Regions from separate parts of the Homo sapiens genome. Here region 1 is linked to region 2. Evidence: read pairs that join two places in POLR2A ChIA-PET (ENCODE). Cell type or tissue: K562. All regions are shown on one strand. Each heading gives the region's core, and the rest is flanking DNA. Links, peaks and the distances in the headings are about the cores only. Region 1 overlaps MYH11 (myosin heavy chain 11). Region 2 overlaps ABCC1 (ATP binding cassette subfamily C member 1 (ABCC1 blood group)).

The links. Peaks named below come from ENCODE experiments on the same cell type or tissue, not always from the same donor. Only the 100,000 strongest peaks of a DNase experiment are listed, where the experiment ranks them.
Region 1: POLR2A ChIA-PET joins it to region 2 with 5 read pairs; 3 of 35 experiments call an interaction of 5 or more read pairs at or near these places.

What each region holds. Positions count from the first base shown.
Region 1 is chr16:15,811,122-15,814,031 of GRCh38, forward strand. All of the region lies in intron 3 of MYH11 (myosin heavy chain 11), which reads right to left. Among named protein-coding and RNA genes, the nearest start is that of MYH11, 44 kb to the right of the region's middle. In K562, for the core only: no CTCF peak of the experiment used is centred there; no DNase peak of the experiment used is centred there; H3K27me3 peaks cover 496 bases.
Region 2 is chr16:15,987,130-15,990,039 of GRCh38, forward strand. All of the region lies in intron 1 of ABCC1 (ATP binding cassette subfamily C member 1 (ABCC1 blood group)), which reads left to right. Among named protein-coding and RNA genes, the nearest start is that of ABCC1, 39 kb to the left of the region's middle. RefSeq lists an enhancer at 1,743-2,406. In K562, for the core only: no CTCF peak of the experiment used is centred there; a DNase peak (open chromatin) is centred at 1,392.

The sequences.
Region 1 (2,910 bases), core at 323-2,822, 180 kb before region 2:
TCCCTTCCACCATGTGAGACACAGCGAGAAGGCAGCACTAGGCCCTCACCAGATACCAAGCTTGATCTTGGACTTCCCAGCCTCCAGAACCACGAGAAACAAATATCTGTTTAAAAGCCACCCAGTCTATGGTATTTTGATATAGCAGCCTTAACAGGCTAAGACACAAGGCCTATGCTAGTCCCTTAGCCTTCTGGGGGCCTCAGTTTCCTCTTCCGTTATATGGGGACAAGAATACTACACTATCTATACCACGCTACCCAGGAGGGAAGAGTAACATTCTGAGGGCAGCGAAGCTGGGTCCCCAGGTTTGACTCTCAGTTCTGGGGCCAAGTAGGTGTGCTGAGTTTTCCCCATTGATCAAATGGGGAGGCTGCCACCCACCCTGTGTGGTGCTAGTGAGGGCCGAGCAATGTGGGATTGATGGAGCAGTGAACCCAGGTCCTGACCTATTGCAGGGGCCCTGAGGACATCAGTGCCCTTCCTCTCTCTGCCTCTACTGGGGAGCAGCCTCAGGGGAGTTGGGTGAGCAGGAACCATCCCCAGGGGGCTGCCAATCTCAAGCAGAAGGATACAGCCGAGTGTGGGAACTTGCAAAGTGGAGAAAGTCGTTTGGATCACTCCACCCGCAGAGTTGTCTTAAGCTTAAAGAGGAATTAGCCAAGAGCCCCAAGCTGATAAAGGCTGGCTGTTATTTCTTTTTTTAATCCCCTGAGTGTGGCCATTTGTTGCTAATGAGGTGAGGACAAAACATTACTTGTGGCTATCTTGCATAGGGCAAGTGCAGAGGCTCAGAATGGAATCTTATCTGCTTTCCTGCCCCTCCTACACCCCAGGGACCCATGGAGGGGCTCCAAAGTGGTTCTTGTCTGGAGGGCTTTAATGGCGCTTTTCTCCTATTCATCACGTTCATTTATTGAACTTAGCTCCAGCCTCCTAAGCTTTGAGCTGTCAACACTCTGAGATGAAGACAGTAGACAGCCTTCCGTGGGATTGAGGGGGATCCCTGTGGTTGCCCGGTGTCACCGACTGACCAGCAGGGCTCCGGCTTTGGAGTCAGGATAATCCAAGTGTATATTTGGCTCTGACACTTAACAAATCTGCAGCAAGTTCTCCACTCCTCTGAGTCTGTTTTCCCAGCTGTAAAAGGGAGCTAATAATAGCTCTTGCGGCTAGCGTTGGATCACCCAATAAACCTTGTAAGCATATGCTGAGGGCACACCCACACAGGCATGCACGAGAAGGAAGAATGCCATAGTTGCCATTTCATAAGCACCACGAAGATAAACATCATGGGAAAAATAGCAACTTTAGGCTGGGCACGGTGGCTCATACCCATAATCCCAGCACTTTGGGAGGTCAAGGCAGGAGGATCACTTGAGGCCAGGAATGAGAGACCAGCCTGGGCAACACAGTAAGATCTTATCTCTAAAAAAAAAAAAAAAAAAAAAAAAAAAAAAAGTTTTTTCACTAGGCACAGTGGGCTCACACCTGTAATCCCAGCACTTTGAGAAGCCTAGGCAGGTGGATCACTTGAGCTCAGGAGTTCAAGACCAGCCTGGGCAACATGGTGAAATCCCGTCTCCACAAAAAATACAAAAATTAGCCGGGTGTGGTGGTGCATGGCTGCAGTCCCAGCTACTTGGGGAGCTGAGGTGAGAAGATCACTGGAGCCTAGGAGGTCAAGCCTGCAGTGAGCCGTGTTTGTGCCACTGCACTCTAGCCTGGGTGACAAAGTGAGAACCTGTCTCAAAAATAAAAAAGACTGGGCACGGTGGCTCATGCCTGTAATCCCAGCACTTTGGAAGGCCAAGGTGGGTGGATCACCTGAGGTCAGGAGTTCAAGACCAGTCTGGTCAACACGGTGAAACACCATCTCTACTAAAAGTACAAAAATTAGCTGGGCATGGTGGCATGTGCCTGTAATCCCAGCTACTCAGGAGGCTGAGGCAGGAGAATCACTTGAACCCAGGAGGTGGAGGTTGCAGTGAGCTGAGATCGTGCCATTGCACTCCAGCCTGGGTGACAGGGGTGAAACTCTGTCTCAAAACAAACAAACAAAAAACAGTTGTTTTTTTTTAATTAGCTGAGCATGGTGGTACATCTCTGTAGTCTCAGCTACTTGGGAAGCTGAGGCAGGATTGCTGAACCCAGGAGTTTGAGGCTGCAGTGAGTTACAATCGCACCATTACACTCCAGCCTGGGCAACAGAGCAAGACCCTGTCTCTAAAAAAAGCAAAAACAAAAACAATTTTGTCAGCCTTCTTTACTTTATAATTTAATTTTTTTTTATGACATATGCCTGCACCTTAATAGTTTCAGGGCTTAATTTTAAAATTCCTAATCTGGTCCTGTCCACCTTGTAGGTTTGTGGTAAAGATTAACTGAGAATATTTCTGTAAAGCCCTGAGCTTTATAGGAAGCATATAATAAAAATCCATGATTATTATTATCACTTCTTTGTAAAAGAAGGCATGAGAGAATTCCCATGAGAAGATGGTAGGCTGAGTGCATGCATTTAGCTCTCTTCCTTCCTAAACCTTACTAAAATAACTGTAAAAGACTTTCCAAAAATACATGAACCAGTTTAGCCGGGCATGGTGGCTCATGCCTGGAATCCCAGCTCTTAGGAAGGCACAGGCATGAGGAAAGCTGGAGCCCAGGAGTTCAAGACCTGCCTGGAAAATATAACAAGACCCCATTCTCCACACAAAAGAGGGGGGAAAAGGCAAAAAAAAAAAAGTGTAAAAAGGCCGGGCGTGGTGGTTCACGCCTGTAATCCCAGCACTTTGGGAGGCTGAGGTGAGTGGATCACCTGAGGTCAGGAGCTCGAGACGAGCCTGGCCAACCCGTCTCTACTAAAAATACAGAAATTAGCTGGGCATGGTGGCATGCACCTGTAATCCCAGC
Region 2 (2,910 bases), core at 167-2,666:
AGTCCAGTCTGGGCAACAAAACGAGACCCTGTGTCAGAAAAAGAGAGAATGTGGAGGGATATTATAGCAAGAAGTGGATCTGGAAGTTTTACTAGTAGTGGTATTTATTGAGCACCTACTGTGTGCTCTGGCTCATGTTTAACAAAGTGCTTATTTGCATAATGTTAGTATTCCCATTTTACAGATGCGGAAACTGAGGTTTAGTTGCTGGCCTAGTATTACAGGGTGAGGAGCTGAAGCCCCATCTGCCTGACGAGGGGTGTGTTGGGGATGTGGACTAGAAGCTTGGTCAGGGAGGGATTCTGTTCAAACAGGGCTGCTTAGCTTTGGCACTGTTGACATTTGGGGCCAGATATTTCCCGTCGTGGGGGCTGTCCTATGTATTGTGGCCATTAAGCAGTATCCCTGGCCTCTGTCCACAGAGTGCCAATAGCACTACCCTCTTCCTAAGTTGTGAAAACCCAGGATGTTTCCAAATGTTGTCACATGTCCCCTGAGTGACAAACTTGCCCCCACTTGAGAACCATGGTGTTGAAACATAGATCACGGCACATCAACTCCATGCTCCTCAGGTCACCCTGCGTGAAAGTCAGAATCCCTGCGGTGGCCTGTGCGTCCCGCACTGACTGTCTCCTCCCTGCCTTCTTCCTTCCTCGCTGTCTTCACTGCTTGTTATTCTTCAGACCTGTTGGCCTCTCTGCGGTTTCTCAGAAATGCCAGGCCTGGTCTGACTTCAGGACCTTTGCACTGGCTGTTTTCTCTGCTTGGTGTGCCCTTCCTCCAGATGGCCATTTGGTTTACTCCTCTGTTTCCTTCCATCCTGTATTTGTTTATTTATTTTTAATTGAGATGGAGTCTCGCTCTGTCACCCAGGCTGGAGTGCAGTGGTGTGATCGCAGATCACTGCAACCTCCACCACCCAGGTTCAAGGGATTCTCGTGCCTCAGCCTCCTGAGTAGCTGGGATTACAGGCATGCACTACCACGCTATGTTGGCCAGGCTGGTCTTGAACTCCTGGCCTCAAGTGACCCACTTGTCTTGGCCTCCCAAAGTGCTGGGATTATAGGTGTGAGCCACTGTGCCTGGCTCAATCCTGTATTTAAATACCCGTCCTCAGCAAGGCTTGCCCTCTTCTCTGAGTGCTTTTCATCACACATGTCTTCATATCCTCTCCTTTCTAAACCATCTGTCTCTTCTCTTTAGGCTGTCAGCTCCAGGAGGGCCGGCCCTTGGTCCCTATTGTTCACTGCTGGGCCCTCAGCCCTAGGAACCGTGCTCTGTAAATGGATGAATGCTGTCTGTCCTGTTACTGCAGTGTCCCCAGACATATCCCTATGCCCAGCACATGCCTGACCCCTCACAAGACCCTGGAACATGACTAAGGGATTTATTTGGTGAAACATGAGAGTCTGATAAGAGGAGAGGAAGTGGCTGGGGAGCAACCTTGCAAAGATAGCCAGGGTTGGATGGAGAAAACGAGGGTGAGTGTCAGCTTCATAGGACGGGCCTTCCACGAGAGGCCTCATGGTGCTTGGGAGAGTTGGGGTGAAAGCAGGTTGGAACAAGATGCTTGCTGCTGACATTTGGGCACTGATGGGCAGCCTGACCTCTGCTTTCTTTTTAGTGCTTAACAACACTGAAGCCCTGTTAAGACAGGATTCTTAGGACTGGGCACAGTGGCTCATCCAGCACTTTGGGAGCCCTGGGTGGGAGGATCATTTGAGCCCCAGGAGTTTGAGGCCAGACAGGGCAACATAGCAAGGCCCCATCTCTGGAAAGAAATACAAAAATTAACCAGGCTTGGTGGTGTGCACCTCTAGTCCCAGCTACTTGAGAGGCTGAGGTGGGAGGATCACTTGAGCCTGGGAGTTCAAAGCTGTAATGAGCTATAATCATGACATTACACTCCAGCCGAGGAGACAGAGCAAGACTCTGTCTCAAAAAAAAAAAAAAAAAAAAAAAATTAGTTTTGCATGTAACTGTGTTCAGTTCTGTGTCTTGGACGTGAGGATTTGTGGTACCCGCCTGGATAGAGCAAGGATGGCCGTGCCCCTGCCTTCCTGGGTGATGGGGATAAGTCTGGAAATTGCCCCTGTGATGTTACTGGGCTTTATTCTTAGCTCTGCTGAGTTAGGGGGCAGGGTGGGGTGCAGCCCAGCCAACAGCATGCCAGGGCGCGTCACTGCCCACGCGATGCTGGCTTCAGCCGCCTTCCTCTCACCTCATGGCCCTGCCAGCCGTGCTTGCCTCCTGCTGTGTCGGGGCTGGGAGACTTTAGCCTTTCTCCAGATGTTTTCAGGAGTGCGGTGGGGAAATGAAGGCCACATGCTGTCTCTCTAAACAGGATTAATGTTCAGAAGCCCAGCGGGTGCCCTGACCTAACCACGGGCCTCTTGCACTCCTTTTCTCAGCTTCCCTTGGCTTCTGAGCTACCCCTCTGCAGCGTTGTTTCTGAGTGTGGCATTTAGGAGCACCCTGTCGTCTTGCCTTTCGTCCCTCCAAGCCCCGTCTGTTCCTTGGTTGGTTGTGCAGAAGAGTTGCTAGGGTTTGAATCCAGGACGGTCCTGCCCCTGTGACTCGCGGGCCATCTTCTCACCTGTTTGTCTCTGTGTTCCTCTCTGTAAAAGTGGGAATCATTACAGTACCTTCCTCATAGACTGCTAGGGTGATAAAATGGAGCGATGTACATGAAACCTGAACGCAGTGCCTGGTATGCAGTCCGTGCTTAGACAGGGCTCTGGTTTTATTTTTATTTCTTTTTCTTTGAGACTTGGTCTCACTCTGTCACCCAGGCTGGAGTTCATTAGCATAATCACGTCTCACTGCAGCTTCCCACTCCTGGGCTCAAGCGATCTTACCACCTCAGCCTCCCAAGTAGGTGGGATTACAGGTGTGAGCCACTGTGCCTGG